Linked DNA regions of Homo sapiens: region 2 is linked to region 1. Evidence: chromatin loops called from intact Hi-C (ENCODE). Cell type or tissue: mammary epithelial cell. All regions are shown on one strand. Each heading gives the region's core, and the rest is flanking DNA. Links, peaks and the distances in the headings are about the cores only.

What was found. Hi-C counts contacts between places; a loop is a spot of excess contacts. Peaks named below come from ENCODE experiments on the same cell type or tissue, not always from the same donor. Only the 100,000 strongest peaks of a DNase experiment are listed, where the experiment ranks them.
Region 2: a loop joins it to region 1, with 5 times the contacts of the local background. A loop is called at or near these places in 6 of 110 quality-filtered maps.

The regions. Positions count from the first base shown.
Region 1 is chr1:25,236,119-25,244,445 of GRCh38, reverse strand. RSRP1 (arginine and serine rich protein 1) reads left to right here. Exons shown (of 5, transcript NM_020317.5): 4 at 813-896; 5 at 1,741-2,197. The coding sequence ends at 1,857. LOC124903881 (a long non-coding RNA gene) reads right to left here. Exons shown (of 2, transcript XR_007065555.1): 2 at 4,173-4,442. Among named protein-coding and RNA genes, the nearest start is that of RSRP1, 7.2 kb to the left of the region's middle. RefSeq lists enhancers at 4,070-4,269, 4,340-4,389, 4,410-4,539, 4,081-4,866, 4,867-5,653 and a silencer at 4,760-4,809. In mammary epithelial cell, for the core only: a CTCF peak has its summit at 4,388 (motif pointing left); DNase peaks (open chromatin) are centred at 4,485 and 6,985; H3K4me3 peaks cover 1,314 bases; H3K27ac peaks cover 1,974 bases.
Region 2 is chr1:25,515,487-25,523,813 of GRCh38, reverse strand. No RefSeq gene overlaps it. Among named protein-coding and RNA genes, the nearest start is that of LDLRAP1, 24 kb to the left of the region's middle. RefSeq lists enhancers at 4,551-5,145, 5,314-5,961. In mammary epithelial cell, for the core only: a CTCF peak has its summit at 3,166 (motif pointing right); a DNase peak (open chromatin) is centred at 3,983.

The DNA.
Region 1 (8,327 bases), core at 315-8,314:
TACATGGGCTAAAGCATCAGAGGTTTAATTTGAAGTTTATGTTCACACACTGAAAACTTAGTTTTTTTGTTGGTAGATCCATGTGCATGCTAGAATTTGGGACAGGCACTATTTGCATAAAGTATTAAAGTCAATTTTTAAACTAAGCAAAGGTACACGTTGTAACGGTGGGGCATCTGTGAAAAAGATGTCCCTTTCATAATATATGCAATATATTCCAGATGTTTTGAGAGATTACAGAAGAGGAGGCCTGCTTCACTTGCAGATAAGTTTATTATAATTCTCCAGAAATGTGCAGGATGTGCATTAGCAAATTGCACTGTACTTTTCACTCCAGCCTGGGTGACAGAGCAAGACTCCCGTCTCGGGGGCTTAAAAAAAAAAAATGCTGTATCTAAATGAATCTGTGTAATTGGGCCCAGATGTGGGTTTGCTCAGTATTAGTAGACAAGGTCTTTGTTCAGACGATTAGGTGCCTAACTGGCAAATGCCTTAGTTTCTTAAAACGTATTTTCTGATGTGGCTTTACATTTCAAAAGTGAACTTGATTCAACCTGAGAAAACTGATTAAAAAATTAGTTTAAATTTGCCAGCAGGGAAGTAAAATAATTATGGGAAGAGTGTCTTAAGCCTAATATTAAATCAGTTTTGTTAAGGGGAAAACTCAATAGTTCTGTTACTTAGGCTGTTAGATCCAAGTTGATTTTTGTGTCTACAGCTAAATTTTGTTTACAATTAGGCTATTTTTTAATATAGGATTTAGAAACCAAGGGTATGTGTTTTAAAATTACACTTTTTCTTAACCTGTCTAGCTGTCGGAAAAGGTAACAGAAGATGGAACTCGAAATCCCAATGAAAAACCTACCCAGCAAAGAAGCATAGCTTTTAGCTCTAATGTAAGTATATCCAGGCATTGAACACTCAAAAATTGGATTTAGGATGTATTTTTGCATCTTTGTGTTTTTATCTTTGTGGTGATAGTTGGGGGCCTACTGACACACTTTTTAAATAGAATTAAAATCATTTGTTTTTGAGCCACTTTTATAAGTGGCCATTATAATGGGTTTGTAATATATATAACATTCACGTTAGTTCCGATATTTTGCCATTCTTTTAAGTGTCCCCCCTTTTTTATTGAAATATTTTAAAGGGAAATCTTTAGAATACTCCTTAATCACAATGTTTTAAAATAAGAGTTTCAAAAACGAAGCCTCAAAATCATTATACCTTGTGTATCTTGTGTATGTCCAGTGTCTCCCTGCTGCCCCAGTATCTTCACTTCACTTTTTGAATCAAGCTACAATTAAGGTTCACACTATGTGTTTGGTTGATAATCCTTTTTTTTTTGTTTTGAGACAGAGTCTTGCTCTGTTGCCCAGGCTGGAGTGTAGTGGTGCAATCTTGGCTCACTGCAGCTTCTGCCTGCCTCCTGGGTTCAAGCGATTCTCCTGCCTCAGCCTCCCGAGTAGCTGAGACTACTGGCGCATGCCACCACGCCCGGCTAATTTTTGTATTTTTAGGAGACAGGGTTTCACCATGTTGGCCAGGATGGTCTACATCTGACCTCGTGATCCGCCCGTGTCAGCCTTCCAAAGTGCTGGGATTACAGGCGTGAGCCACCGCGCCCAGCAATTGATAATATCTCTAAGGCTCATACATGGGATTATTTAATGTACTTTTTTTTGTGAAAAAAGTGTACAATGTATGTTTGGGAAGCTGACTGAATTTGTTCTTTTACAGAATTCTGTAGCAAAGCCAATACAAAAATCAGCTAAAGCTGCCACAGAAGAGGCATCTTCAAGATCACCAAAAATAGATCAGAAAAAAAGTCCATATGGACTGTGGATACCTATCTAAAAGAAGAAAACTGATGGCTAAGTTTGCATGAAAACTGCACTTTATTGCAAGTTAGTGTTTCTAGCATTATCCCATCCCTTTGAGCCATTCAGGGGTACTTGTGCATTTAAAAACCAACACAAAAAGATGTAAATACTTAACACTCAAATATTAACATTTTAGGTTTCTCTTGCAGATATGAGAGATAGCACAGATGGACCAAAGGTTATGCACAGGTGGGAGTCTTTTGTATATAGTTGTAAATATTGTCTTGGTTATGTAAAAATGAAATTTTTTAGACACAGTAATTGAACTGTATTCCTGTTTTGTATATTTAATAAATTTCTTGTTTTCATTCTTAGTCTTTATTGTATATATATAACCTAATGGATCTTTATTTAATGTAGAGATATAAGGTGGTGTGTGTTGATTAAAGCCCTGTTAATCCCAAGTCCAAGGCTGACTGGCCCTACCTGAGATTTTGAGAAATGCTGAATCTCAAGTCCCTACCCTAGACCTGCTGAATTAGAAACTGAATTTTAACAATATTCCCAACTGAGGTCAATACTTCAACTTGAAAAATTGCCCTAAAAAATTTATGGAATACTGGGCTTCAAGGCAAGAAACTAAGCCAGAAAGAGGAGGAATAGAATGCCTCATTAAGCTGTAAAATCTGAGGTATAGTTAAAATTATTATGCTTTTAAAAAAGCATTCTAAGTAAACTTTTTTTTTGAGATGGAGTGCAGTGGTGCGATCTGGGCTCACTGCAAGCTCCACCTCCTGGGTTCACGCCATTCTCCTGCCTCAGCCTCCCGAGTAGCTGGGACTACAGGCGCCTGCCACCATGCCTGGCTAATTTTTTTGTATTTTTAGTAGAGATGGGGTTTCACCGTGTTAGGATGGTCTCGATCTCCTGACCTTGTGATCCACCCGCCTTGGCCTCCCAAAGAGCTGGGATTACACGTGTGAGCCACTGCACCCGGCCAAAGTATTCTAAATAAACTCTTAATTTGAAATGTATTGGTGCTACTGTAACTGGGAATGATTTTTTTTTGGAGACCGAGTCTCTCTCTGTCACCCAGGCTGGAGTGCAGTGGCACAGTCTCCACTCACTGCAACTTCCACCTCCCGGGTTCAAGCGATTCTCCTGCCTCAGCCTCCTGAGTAGCTGGGACTACAGGCATGTGCCCCCATACCCAGCTAGTTTTTGTATTTTTAGTAGAGACGGGGTTTTGCCATCTTGGCCTGGCTGGTCTAGAACTCCTGACCTCGGGTGATCCACCCTGCTCAGCCTCCCGAAGTGCTGGGATTACAGGTGTGAGCCACTGCACCCGGCTGGGAAGAATATGAAGCACGTTTTTTTTTTTTTTTTTTTTTTTGAGACGGAGTTTTGCTCTTGTTGCCCAGGCTGCAGTGCAATGGCACAATCCTGGCTCATCGCAACCTCCACCTCCTGGGTTCAAGCGATTATCCTGCCTCAGCCTCCCAAGTAGCTGGGATTACAGGCTTGTATTTTTAGTAGAGATGGGGTTTGTCCATGTTGGTCAGGCTGGTCTGGAACTCCTGACTTCAGGGGATTCACCAGCCTCGGCCTCCGAAAGTGCTGGGATTACAGGCGTGAGCCACTGCGCCTGACCGTTAAGCACATAAAATTTTAAGTGGGTATTACACTTTATGAACTGGAGAATCTTGACAGCTGGTCTAAGTAAGACTGATTTTTATAGACACTTTATTTTTTAGAGAAGGGGTTTCTTGCTCCATCACCCAGGCTGTAGTGCACAGTCACAGCTTGCTGCAACCTTGAACTCCAGGGCTCAGGGAATCCTGCCACAGCCTCTACCATACAGGCTTATGCCATCGCACCTGGCTAATTTTTTGGGGGTAAAGATGAGTGGGATTTCTGTTACCCTAGGCTGGTCTTCAAGCAGTCCTCCTGCTTCGGCGCCCCCAAAGTGTAGGCATTACAGGCGTGAGCCACTGTGCCTGGCCTAAAATAATAGTTTCACCAAATGTTTTAACTTTCTTACAAGGATATTTGGTTTTTGAAGGATGGCATTTTACAGAATGTTATTAAAGATCAGTGTCTATCTCCATGGTTTTGTTCCCATAAATGCACCTGGGCTATGCAATAGAGCGTGGAACAGGAAAGCACCTGTAATTGTGACCACTTCTGGGGAAGAAGAGGGACTAGGGTGAATTTCCTGTAGTCATTGTCACCTTCCTTTCACTACCTACATAGCTTGCAAGAAAAATTAGCACCCTACCTCTGAAGCTCCCAAGGTCAACTCTAGGCTTCACATTAAACACAAACAGAAGACAACCCAAGTGAATAATATACAGATAAACGTGGAAATATACACATTAGAACATTTCTTTACAAACTACAAACGCGCACGGACCTGGCCAGGCGGCAGGTCTGAGCTGGTGTCCGAGACTATGCATCCGTTTCCGGCGCAGCGCACGGGATCTGCGCAGTCTCCGTTCGCGCTTCTGGGCTCCGTAAGGAGAAGCGTCTTCAGACGGGGTGGCTTGGCTTCCGAGGCCCTCTGCTGGCGACCCAGTCCCAGTGTCTGCGTCTCCCTCTCCCCTGGCATCGTCTCCTCCTCTAGGACAGACGTAGCCACAAACGTCCCTACCTCGATACCCCCAGGGAAGGGCCTGCCACCCATCTTGTCAGCCACAGTCTCCGCCCTCCCCTGGCAACGCTTCCCTCCACTTCCGGTAACAATTAACTGGAACCCCGGGCCTCACTTTTCCGGACGTAACCCGGCCCTTCCTGGGGGACCCAGGCAATCCCCACCCCTGGCAGTCCTGGGCTGCGTCCGACTGGGCTAGGCCTGTGCGCAGGCGCATTGGGTGGAGAAACCCGGACCTGTGCTGGAGACGCGAGGACGAAGTGAGCTATGATCTCAGCCTCTCAGCCTGGGTGACAGTGAGACCTATCTCAAAAACAAAACTCTGAAGGCAGACTATCCCTCTCCTTCCTCAGATTTCCTTAAATGCCTTTCTTTAGGGAAGCCAGCTCACCACTTTAAAAGTCAGTTTCCTCTGTTACAGCTCTTCATACATTTTTACATTTTCTTCTTTGCAGCACTTACATACATGTAATTACATAAGTGTGGAGTTGCTTGTTTAATGTAGTTAATTTGGGGTTTTTTTGAACCCCAAATTTTGAACGGATCTCGCTCTATCGCCCAGGTTGGAGTGCAGTGGCGCGATCTCAGCTCACGGCAACCTCTGCCGCTTGGGTTCAAGTGATTCTCCTGTCTCAGCCTCCCGAGCAGCTAGAATTACAGGCGCCCGCCACCACGCCCGGCTAAATTTTGTATTTTTAGTAGAGACGGGGTTTCACCATGTTGGTCAGGCTGGCCTGGAATTCCTGACCTCAAGTGATCCGCCCACCTAGGCCTTACAAAGTGCTGGGATTACAGGCATAAGCCACTGAGCCCGGCCTAATGTAGTTAATTTAAATGAGACATTTCTTAACCTCTATTAAAATAGCAAATATTTGGCCAGGCACTGTGGCTTACTCCTGTAATCCCAGCACTTTGGGAGGCTGAGGTGGGAGGATTACCTGAGCCCAGGAGTTCAAGACCAGCCTGGGCAACAGAGCAAGACCCCGTCCCCTACCTCTGACCCTGCCAGCCCCTCAAAATTGAAGTATTAGCCGGACATAGTTGCAGGTGCCTGTAGTCGCAGCTACTCGGGAGGCTGAGATGGGAGTATCCTCTAGGAGGCAGAGGTTGCAGTGAGCCAAGATTGTGCCACTGCCCTCCAGCCTAGCCAACAGAGCAAGACCTTGTCTCAAAAAAAAAAAAAAAAAAAAAAAAAAAAGCAAATATAGCAGAGTAACAGGAATTTTCTCTATGTTATAGATGATTTGATAGAGCAATATTACAGGTATTTACATTCTTTAAGAATACAAAAATGTCAATTATAAACCAGGCATGGTGGCTCATGCCTGTAATCCCAACTACTCAGAGGAAGAGTCTGAGGATGGAGGATCACTTGAGGCTGGGATTTCAAAACCAGCCTAAATAACATAATGAGACCCTGTCTTTTAAAAATAAAGTCAATTATAAAATTATTTTCAGTAAGATCACTTATCAGAATTACAGGTTTTGAAAGTTATGTTACTAGGCTTACATATGCTAAGTAATTAAGGAGAGCTTAATAAAGGGACTGTTTACAAAGTTGTAGACTGGGTAAGAAAAACCAACCAGAGTGAAGCATACCAGCGCTATCAACAGGGGGATCCCTCACTACTACTACCCCAAAAGAGGCAAAAGAAGGGAGCAGCAATGGGAATCCAGAAAGTATAGGGTTAGGCCGGGCGCGGTGGCTCACGCCTGTAATCTCAACACTTTAGGAGACCGAGGCGGGTGGATCACCTGAGGTCAGGTGTTTGAGACCAGCCTGATCAACAAGGTGAAACTGTCTCTACTAAAAATACAAAAATGAGCCGGGCATGTTGGCAGGTGCCTGTAGTCCCAGCTACTCGGGAGGCTGAGACAGGAGGGATAGAAGATAGTCTTCAGACATAAGCGGTGACTACGGAAATATACCAAATCCGTAATCCAGCCAGGGAATAAATACCTTGACCTCATTTCTTCCAAACCTCTGATCTTATGTAGGTACTGTGCATTGGCAGGACCCAAGAAGGTAGAGGGCAAGAGAGTTTACTGATGCAGTTCATTCAGGCTAGCACTCAGGGACACAGAACATGGAGACCAATGGAGAGTAGTTCTAACAGGGCAGACAGAAAATATGTAGCACAAATTCTTTTTCAACAGGACATGGCAACAATTTAAAAAATTGGAGTCTTATAAGAAGTCTGTTCAAATTATATTTATACATATTTATTAACAAAGAACAGAACAAGTGATGTGTCTAATTGAATTTTTCTAGATGCTGGAAGATCTTCCATTCTATGTGCTAGTCTTACAATGTAACATTGGCACTCCTTCTATCTAGAAGTAGAGTCTGTATCCCTAATCCTTGAATCTGTGACTATGGAGGGAGTGACACTGTGAATTCTGAGACTAAGTCATAAAAAGTGAAACAGATTCCACCTAGTTCTCTTGGGATACTTGTTCTTAAAACCCAGCCCCCATGCTTTGAGGAAGTCCAGGCCAATGGAGAGGCCAGGTGTGGGCGTTCAGGCCTACAGCCAACATCAACCACAAGACTTCTGAGTGAGGAAACCTTTACAATGATTCCAGCCCCAGCCCCTAATCTGACTGCAACTGCATGAGAGACCCTGTGTGAGAACCACACCAATTCTCAGACCTATGAGAGATAATAATAAAATAATATTTGTGCTAAGGTACCAAGTTTTGGGATGATTTGTTATGCCACAATAGAGAAATGATACAGTTCATAACAGTTTTTTTTTTGTTTGTTTGTTTTATTTTGAGCCGGACTCTTGCTGTGTCGCCCAGGCTGGAGTGCAGTGGCGCCATCTGAGCTCACTGCAACCTCCGCCTTCTGGATTCAAGTGATTCTCCTGCCTCACCCTCCCGAGTAGCTGGGACTACAGGCGCACGCAGTCACGCCTGGCTAATTTTTTGTATTTTTAGTAGAGACGGGGTTTCACTGTGTTGACCAGGCTGGTGTGAAACTCCTGAGCTCAGGCAAATCACCCACCTCGGCCTCCCAAAGTGCTGGGATTACAGGCGTGAGCCACTGTAGCCAGCCCAGTTTTTAAAAATCACACAAATTATCATATTGCACAGAAAAGCAATGTTGAAAATCCTGTGAATACTCTTAATAAATCCTTACAAAATCAGTTGAGCAATTTTTACCACACATCTTTCCTTTCTATACTGCTTATCACTTCCAGAAACTTTAGTTAATTACAAACATTTCCATTTTTTTAAGTCCAGACTTGCAGATTTTAATTTGCAATATAAACAAATTGGTAATATAGAGCCCAATTTTACTGGCAGGAATAGGATTTTTTTTTTTTTTTTTCAAGACAGGGTCTCGCTCTGTCACCCAGGCTGAAGTGCAGTGGTGTGATCAGGGCTCACTGCAGCCTTGACCTCCCAGGCTCAAGCAATCCTCTCACCTCAGCCTCTCGAGTAGCTGGGACTACGGGGGCAGGCTACCATGCGTAGAGATGAGGTCTCGCTATGTTGCCAGGGCTGGTCTTGGACTCCTGCGCTCAAAGGATTCTCCTGCCTTGGCCTCCCAAAGTGCTGGGATTACAGGCTTGAGCCACCGTGCCAGCCAGGATTCTTAATAACAGTAAAATAAGAAGGATGTAAGCACTACTCTTCCCCAATAACTGAAATCCAAGAGGCACAAAACCACATGTAATTGTGTGGTTTTTTTTTTTTTTTTTTTGAGACGGAATCTGTGTCTCCCAGGAGTGCAGTGGCACAATCTGGGCTCACTGCAAGCTCCGCCTCCCGGGTTCACGCCATTCTCCTGCCTCAGCCTCCTGAGTAGCTGGGACTACAGGCGCCCGCCACCATGCCCAGCTAAT
Region 2 (8,327 bases), core at 135-8,134, 280 kb before region 1:
GTGTCTCCGCAGTGTGAGGGTAGCCAGTGCCCCAGGGACAGTGAGAGGAGGCGACAAGGCTAGTGTGATGCACCTTTGGGCCGTGGCCTGAAGAGGGGACCCTTGCTCAGGAAGAAGGGGTGGGTCCCTGCCTTTAATTCCCTCATCACTGCCTGAGCCATGCAAGTGCTGAATCCACCAGATCCAGGTTCCCAAGTGCCAGAAGACGGGGATCGGGGCAAAACGGTGGCTATGACGTGAACCCTGAATGTGCCAGTGAGTGGCCACTATTAGTGAGTACCAACAATGTGCCACGCATTTGTGTTGGGCACTCAATACACATCTCATTTCACTCAGGTGAATGGTTAGGGGCCTGAGTTCTGGAGGAAGAAGGTCCTGGGTCAGGATCCAGGCCCCCACCATGGGTATCTGTGTGCTTTGGTGAGTTGCCTCGCCCTGCTAGCTTTACTTTCCATTTCCACACCTGTAAAGTGGAGTAACAATGGCACCCGCCTCATGGGAAGGATGTGGCGAGGATTTGGTGATGGATCATGTTCATCATGCTCAGCTTAGAGCCTGGCACGTGGGACACTTATTAATTGGCAGCAGAGATGATGACAGGGGGCCCTACTCTGTCCAGGGTGCTGTGCCGAGTGCTTTTCATGGATTATCTGATTTAAACTTCATAACCACCCAGAGGCGGTGGGACTGTGATTGGCCCCCCTCTTACAGGTAAGGAAGCCAACTCAGAGGGGTGAAGTCTCTGACCCAAGGTCACACAGCTGCTGGATGGCAGAAGTGGGATTTGAATCTAGGTCTCTGCCTTAGAAGCCTGATTCGCAAAAACCCCTCACCCTTCTTCTTACCACCCCGTACCCTCATATATGAGGTTAATAACTCACTATGGTTCATCTCTCTGGTCCTTTAAGAAATACTTCTGGGTGAGGCTTTACTGGAGGCTCAGAGAGGGCAAGGGACTGGCCTGGGGCTGCAGAGCTAAATGGTGGCAGAGCTGGTCCTAGGACCCAGGCCCTCTGGCTCTCTGGCCAGGCCTCATGCCCACCCATAAGAGATCATTCAGGACCCTGGATGTCATTTCCATCTCTGCTCTGCTCTCTCGAGGTGGGGCTCTGATCTCCCATCCCTGTCCCCGCCTCACTCCTTTGTAGAAAGGTTCCAGGCCCCATGGGAGCTTCTGGGCTTTTCTTCCTAAGGCCACTGAACTGTGGGATTGAAGCCTCATTCTTTTCTCTTCCATCGATAGGTAATTTGCCTGGAACATGTTGAGCACTTTAAAAATTTGGTCACATTGCAGTGTCTGGGTTACCATGGTGACCTCACTTTGAATTTGCTTCCCAGGGGAGGCTGGTAATAATTAATACAGCACTTAGTGCTGGCTGCCCGCAGAGTGTGGGGGAGGATTCTGGAGTCCCCTGGGATCCGCTTCCCTAGGGGGAGCACTGCTTCCTCCTCTGAGCAGGATCCTGGGGTTCTCCAAGGAGAAAGTGGGTGGGGGGAGAGGACCTGCCCACCCTGCCCACCCCTTCGGCAGGCCCAGCAGCCATGCTGTCAGAGCTGGTCTATATCGGGATGGGGAATTCAGGGCTCAAGGGAGAGTGTGTGACTTGACCAAGGCCACACAAGATCCAGACAGCATCACCATTGGGTGGAAAGCTGATTTCCTAAGCTTTAGGACAGAGCTCCAGTGATTGCCAAGTTTGAGGAAGCCCAGCTCCAAAACTTCTCCCCTTCCAGAATGCCTGGAACACAGTGCAAATGCCCCAAGCTGGGGGTGGAGTGGGGAGGTCAGGGTGGGTGGGAGGCAGTCATGGCCCATTCAATGCGAAGTGGGTTCTCAGATGACCCAGGGTGTTGGGGACCAGGCTCAGAGGAACTTTGGCGGAGGGAACTGGAGAGGTTGGGATGGGGAGAGGAGCCTGAGAGGGAGGTCCTACAGGACAGGCCTTAGACATTTCCGGCAAAGGGTGGAAGAGCAGTGAAGGGGCATTCTGCTTCTCATGATCTTCTCCATTCCTCTCCTCCCCAGCATTTCTTGGTCTCCACCCACGCCAGTTCTTGTAGAAAGAAGAGTAGAAGGACGTGTAACAGAAAGAAGAAGAAATCTCTGTTAGGGCTGAGTGCAGTGGCTCATGCCTATAATCCCAGCATTTTGGGAGGCTGAGGCAGGAGCATCTCTTGAGCCCAGGAGTTGGAGAGCTGCCTGGGCAACATAGTGAGACCCCATCTCTAAAACAAAAAACAAATTAGCCAGGCATGGTGGTATGTGCCTGTAGTCTCAGCTACTTGGGAGGCTGAGGCAGGAGGATTGCTTGAGCAGAGGAGAAAGAGGCTGGGTGACAGAGTGAAAATGTCTCAAAAAAAAAAAAAAAAAAATCCAGGCTGGGGATGGTAGCTCACGCTGTAATCCCAGCACTTTGGGAGGCCGAGGCAGGTGGAACACCTGAGGTCAGGAGTTCGAGACCAGCCTGGCCAACGTGGTGAAACCCTGTCGCTACTAAAAACACAAAAATTAGCCAGGTGTGGTGGCACATGACTATAGTTCCAGCTACTCGGGGGGCTGAGGCAGGAGAATCGCTTGAACCTGGGTGGTGGAGGTTGCAGTGAGCCAAGATTGTACTCTAGCCTGGGTGACAAGAGTGAAATTCCATCTCAAAAAAAGAAAAGAAAAAGAAATCCAGACTGCATCCCACTTTTTCCAGATGGGGAAAGTGAAGCTCAGAGAGGCCTTAGAGATGTAGAGAGACCACAGCCAATAAGTGGTCAGCTGGAGATTCAAACCCACATCAGTGCATGTAGCATCTGCACTCTTAACCTTTACCCTCGGGCAGGGTTCTCTCCCTGATCCACATTCCCCTTGGGGCCTGAGCCGAGGGCTTGGGGAGTTTAGCTCTGATGTAGAGTTGGAGGGCAGGATGGGCCTGAGGCAGGAGATGGGGAGGAAAACTAGGCTGGCTTCTCTGCTGGAAACTGGAGCAGGTGTGGCTGAATCAAAAATGCTGGAAGCTTGGGAGCTCCAACCATGGAAGTGGGTTTTAGTAGAGGGTTGGGGAGAAGGGGAAAGGGGAAAATGGCTTTGGTATCTTTGCTCACGTCCAAAAACAACTGAGTTTGTGGTGTACCCTTGGTCTCAAAGGAAAACAAACCTGTGACTTTAGTATGCTGCCACCAGGTGGCGGTGTAATGTGGCTACTCATATCACAGATTCACCTCTATTAAAATAAATTGCACTCATTTTTCAAAAGGATAAAAGTCTTTAAAGAATTAGATTTATATATTATTTCACTTGATTCTTAAAAACTAAGGTAACATTTTAGGGGAAAATGCCTGAGATATAGTTTGGTTCATTCTTCCCTGATCCTTAACTTTCATCTACCTACCCTAAGCCTGGGCTTTCTGGTGATCTGTCTGTATGGTCCTAGTCAACAGCCAGTGAAGCCCACCCCAAAAGTTTTCATGCCAACTCGAGAAGCCAGAAAGAGCAAGGGACACAGTCAGCTCTCATCCTTCCCCTCAATTAGCCCAATTCTGGAGATAGCTGCCCACCACCCCTAGGCTGCCTAACTTCTACATAGACTTTACATATATTGTGGCTCTCCTCCCACTGGGTTTTAATTCCGTTTTTTTTTTTTTTTTTGAGACGGAGTCTTGCTCTGTTGCCCAGGCTGGAGTGCAGTGGGTTATCTCGGCTCTCGGCTCATTGCAACCTCCACCTCCGTGTTCAAGTGATTCTCGTGCCTCAGCCTCCCAAGTAGCTAAGACTACTGGCGCACACCACCATGCCCGGCTAATTTTTGTATTTTTAGTAGAGACGGGGTTTCACCATCTTGGCCAGGCTGGTCTCGAACTCCTGATCTCAAGAGATCTGCCTGCCTCAGCCTCCCAAAGTGCTGGGAATACAGGCATGAGCCACTGTGCCAGGCCTGGGTTTTAACATGACTGTCCGCCACACCAGAAGGTTAGTCCCTCCAAGCAGAGACCATGACTCATTCATCTGCTACTGTTCTAGGTCTTAACCACAATGGCCGGCACATGGGCGATGATCAGCAGTTGGTTGAATGAATAAATGAATTGCTATTTCACAGCTGAGGAAACTAAAGTTCCTGGAGAGAAATAATACCAATAATAATAATAATAATAATAATTGGCATTTGCTATGTACCTACTATGTCCCAGACATATATTAACTCTAGTTTCCACAACAATTCTAGGATACCATTATTATGCACATTATGCAGATGAGGGGACTGAGGCTGAGAGACATTTGAGATGGGGGAGGGAGCAACTGAAGGGGACCCAAGTCCAGTTCAGTAGCTCATTTGGGAGAGGAAGTTGAGGGCAGGCATCACTCATCCTGCTGTTCATTTATTCAGGACAAGTTTACTGCAGTTAGATGTCCCTGCTAGGCCTGTGGTGGGTGAGCACACAGAAGGGATGAGTGCTCATCACTCTGGCTGAGGCAGGAGGCAGCCTGAGTCCAAACCTCAGTGCCTTGGGCCAGGCCTGGTAGCTCACGCCTAGCAGTGCTTTGGGAGGCCGAGGCAAGGGGATCACTTGAGCTCAGGAGTTATGAGACCAGCCTGGATAACATAGCGAAACTCTGGCTCTCCAAAAATAAAAAAGTTAAAAATTAGCCAGTCGTGGTGGTCCATGCCTGTAGTCCTAACTACTCAGGAAGCTGAGATGAGTGGATGGCTTGAGCCCTGGAGTTGAAGACTACAGTGAGCTATGATCATGCCACCACCCTCCAGCCTGAAAGGTGACAGAGCGAGACTCTGACCCTAAAAAAATAAAAAACGGGCCAGGCGCGGTGGCTCACGACTGTAATCCCAGCACTTTGGGAGGCCGAGGCAGGTGGATCACGAGGTCAGGAGTTCAAGACCAGCCTGGCCAAGATGGTGAAACCCCGTCTCTACTAAAAATACAAAAATTAGCTGGGTGTGCTGGCAGGTGCCTGTAATCCCAGCTACTCGGGAGGCTAAGGCAGGAGAATTGCTTGAACCCAGGCAGCAGAGGTTGCAGTGAGCCGAGATCGCGCCACTGCACTCCAGCCTGGGAGACAGACTGAGACTCTGTCTTAAAAAAATAAAAATAAACAAAATAAAAATAAAAAAACACTGTAATCCCAGCACTTTGGGAGGCTGAGGCAGGTGAATCGTGTGAGGTCAGGAGTTTGAGACCAGCCTGGCTGACATGGTGAAACCACGTCTCTACTAAAAATACAAAAATTAGCCAGGCGTGGTGGTGGGAGCCTGTAATCCCAGCTACTCAGGAGGCTGAGGCAGGAGAATCACTTGAACCCTGGAGGCGGAGGTTGCAGTGAGCCGAGATGGCGCCATTGCATTCCAGCCTGGGCGACAGAGGAAGACTCCGTCTCAATAAATACATATAAATACATAAATTAAAAACAAAAAACCTCAGCACCTCGTGTACAACCTGAGAGGCTGCGCCCCCAGCAGCTTTCAGCAGCTCTCTCTGCAAGGTCTCAAAAACTGCTGCCACCATCTTAAACTTAATATCCTCGCGCCACGTGGTCCAGGTATGTTTGTTTGTTGGGAGAACAGGGAAACCGCTCTGGCAGAAGGCCAGGGAACGTCTCTTTGCATCCCATTGGTAGCGCCTCATTAGGTCAAGCGCTACTCCTGAACCAATCAGGGGCCTGAAGCATGGCCTCGTGGGTTGGCTCCGCCCCCACACGCGGGGAGTGTTGATTGCAGCCTCAGGCAGGTTGGTGAAATGAGAGGTGATGGGATGGAAAAGAGGAGGCGGCCACATTGTGTACTCGCTCCCTTTGCACAAAGCTGCGACCTTCCCCACCTTCCTCAAGGGAGCTGCTGGGTGGAGACAAGCCAAGAGCTCCGAGTGCAGGAGGCCCCCTTCCACCCAGCACCCTGTAGCTGTGAGAGCTTGGCCCAGGCCCAGCCTCCTCACCTGCACGGAGCTAAGGTGAGGGTCCCACTGAGGCAGGGCACGAGAAGGCACCTCGCGCACAGTAGCCCCCTTTCCAACCCGCGTGATATTCTGATTGGCCTACATCTCTCTCCCACTGCCAATCCGTGCACACAGCCCCTCTCCCTAGGCCTCTCCCAGCTGCGACGTGGCAAGAGGAGTCCCAGAGATGTGGGAGACTGGCCGACTGACGGCAGCCAAAGGCTGACCTGCTGCGCACTTCCCTGGATCGGTGGCAGGGGGCGTGTCTCTGAGTGGGTGGGGACAGGCCTCCCCCAGGTGTCAGCAGCATCTCCTGTTTTTCGTGTCCAGCACCTGCTTACCATTGCGGTAAGAGTGTCCCAGTTTTTTCTTGGGTATAGGGTGCCCAAGTCCAGTCCCAGCCATAGTCTGTGTCATGTTCCACAGTGACTGGTTCAGGGGTGGCCAGAGCCAGGCAGAGTCAGTCTGAGTGGCTCTTAGGACTTTTGCTTGTTTACCATTGGAGGGAACCTGGCTGTAGAACTAGAGGCTGCCAGTACCTTCTTGCCACCAGGTAGAGAGTGACAATGAAGCCAACACTCAAAGGAGACATAGCTGAGGCAAGACCGGGGAGAAAACAGGTCTGATGGTGACACCTGAGCCCCTTTGTCCACCCTTCCTGAAGCCAGCTGTACCCTCTGGAGTTTTCAGTGATATGAGCCAATTAACTTCCTTTGCTTAAATCCCATTTGATTTGGTTTTCTGTTGCTTGCAACCAAAAGATCCTAACCCTAACCCTAACCCTTGGTGATACCATCTCAGCTTGGGGTACAGAAGAGAAGGTGGAGGTGGCAGGGAAAGATTGGGATTCAGGGTCTCCTCCAGAGAGCTTCCAGGCCACGGGGACAGAGCTGGACAGAGACCCCTTCCTTACAGCCAGGCTGAGTGTCAGCCACATAAGGCCCTGGTACAAGCCTTGGAGGGTGAGGCCTCCCAGAGTGGGTGTTGGGTGTTGGGTGTTGGTCATGGCAGCTGCAAGTGGTCACTCAGGTTCAGATGCCTTCCTGGACAGCTGGGGAAGACAGGTGTCAGCAGCTGTGGAGACAGCACTCTAACGGAATGGGGCAGCTGCGTGGCCAACATCAGGAGCAAAAACTGGGGTGCAGTGGGGGGAAGAGGCTATTCAAGGGTAGCATTAGGGACTCCCCAGAGTGACCTCTTTGTCATAGCTCCTTCAGCCCCTACCTCAGAGCCTCAGTGTTTCCTGCCCACAAGATAATACAGCACATTGGGAGGGGGTGACATCCAGGGGGTCCTGACTTCCTAGACACCCTCACCCAGTCTTGGGGACTTGTAGGACAATCTTGTGATTGAAGCACCCAGGCCCTGGAGCACACCAGCCTGAGTTTAAATCCCAGCTTCTCCACTTCCTGCCTATGTGACCCTGGGAAATGTTCCCTGCCTCTCTGAGCCTCAGTTTCCTCATCTGTGAGGTCAAGGTAACTCTCCCAACCCCCCAGGATTGCTGTAAGAGTAATGAGAAGGGCACGTGGGGTCTGGCATGAGGGAGGAGCTTTGAAAGCTTTTCTCTTATTGGTGTCTTCAGGACTGGGCAGGCTCTGAGGAGGAAGAGAGGCAGGAGTGCAGACTACGGATGGAAAGAGGATCCGGAGGCTGCCAGTCAGATTCTAGTGCTCTTTCCCTCATTCAGCAAACATTTATTGAGCACCTACTATGTGCCAGGCATGATTCCAAGTGCCAGGGATACAGCAGTGAAAAGAGATAAAAACCCCTGCCCTCATGAAGCTGACATTTCTGTCAGGGGAGACAAACCACAAAGTAAGAAAGTAAAAATAGCAGGGAGTGGTGGCTCACGCCTGTAATCCCAGCACTTTGGGAGGCCGAAGCAGGTGGATCACCTGAGGTCAGGAGTTCCAGATCAGCCTGGCACACATGGCGAAACCCCATCTCTAATAAAAAAAAAAAAAAAGAAGAAGAAGAAAAAAATTAGCCAGGCGTGGTGGTGCGCACCTGTAATCCCAGCTACTCAGGAGGCTGAGGCAGGAGAATTGCTTGAACCCAGGAGGCAGAGGCTGCAGTGGGCCAAGATCGTGCCACTGCACTCCAGCCTGAGGAAAAAAAAAAAAGAAGAAAGTAAAAATTAAAAATACGATAGATGGTGATAACAAATAATATAAATTAAATAGAATAAAAATATGATAGTGCCAAATACTGAGAAGACTAAAGCAGAGAAGAGGGATAGAGACTGTCTGATTAGCTGAGATGGTAACATTCGAGTGCCGATCATAAGGGGTGAATGAATGAGTGAGGCATTCTAAAAAGAGGGAACAGAACTGTCACAGCTAAAGGGAACCTAAGGAAACATGACAACTAAATGGAATGTGGCATCCTGGATGGGA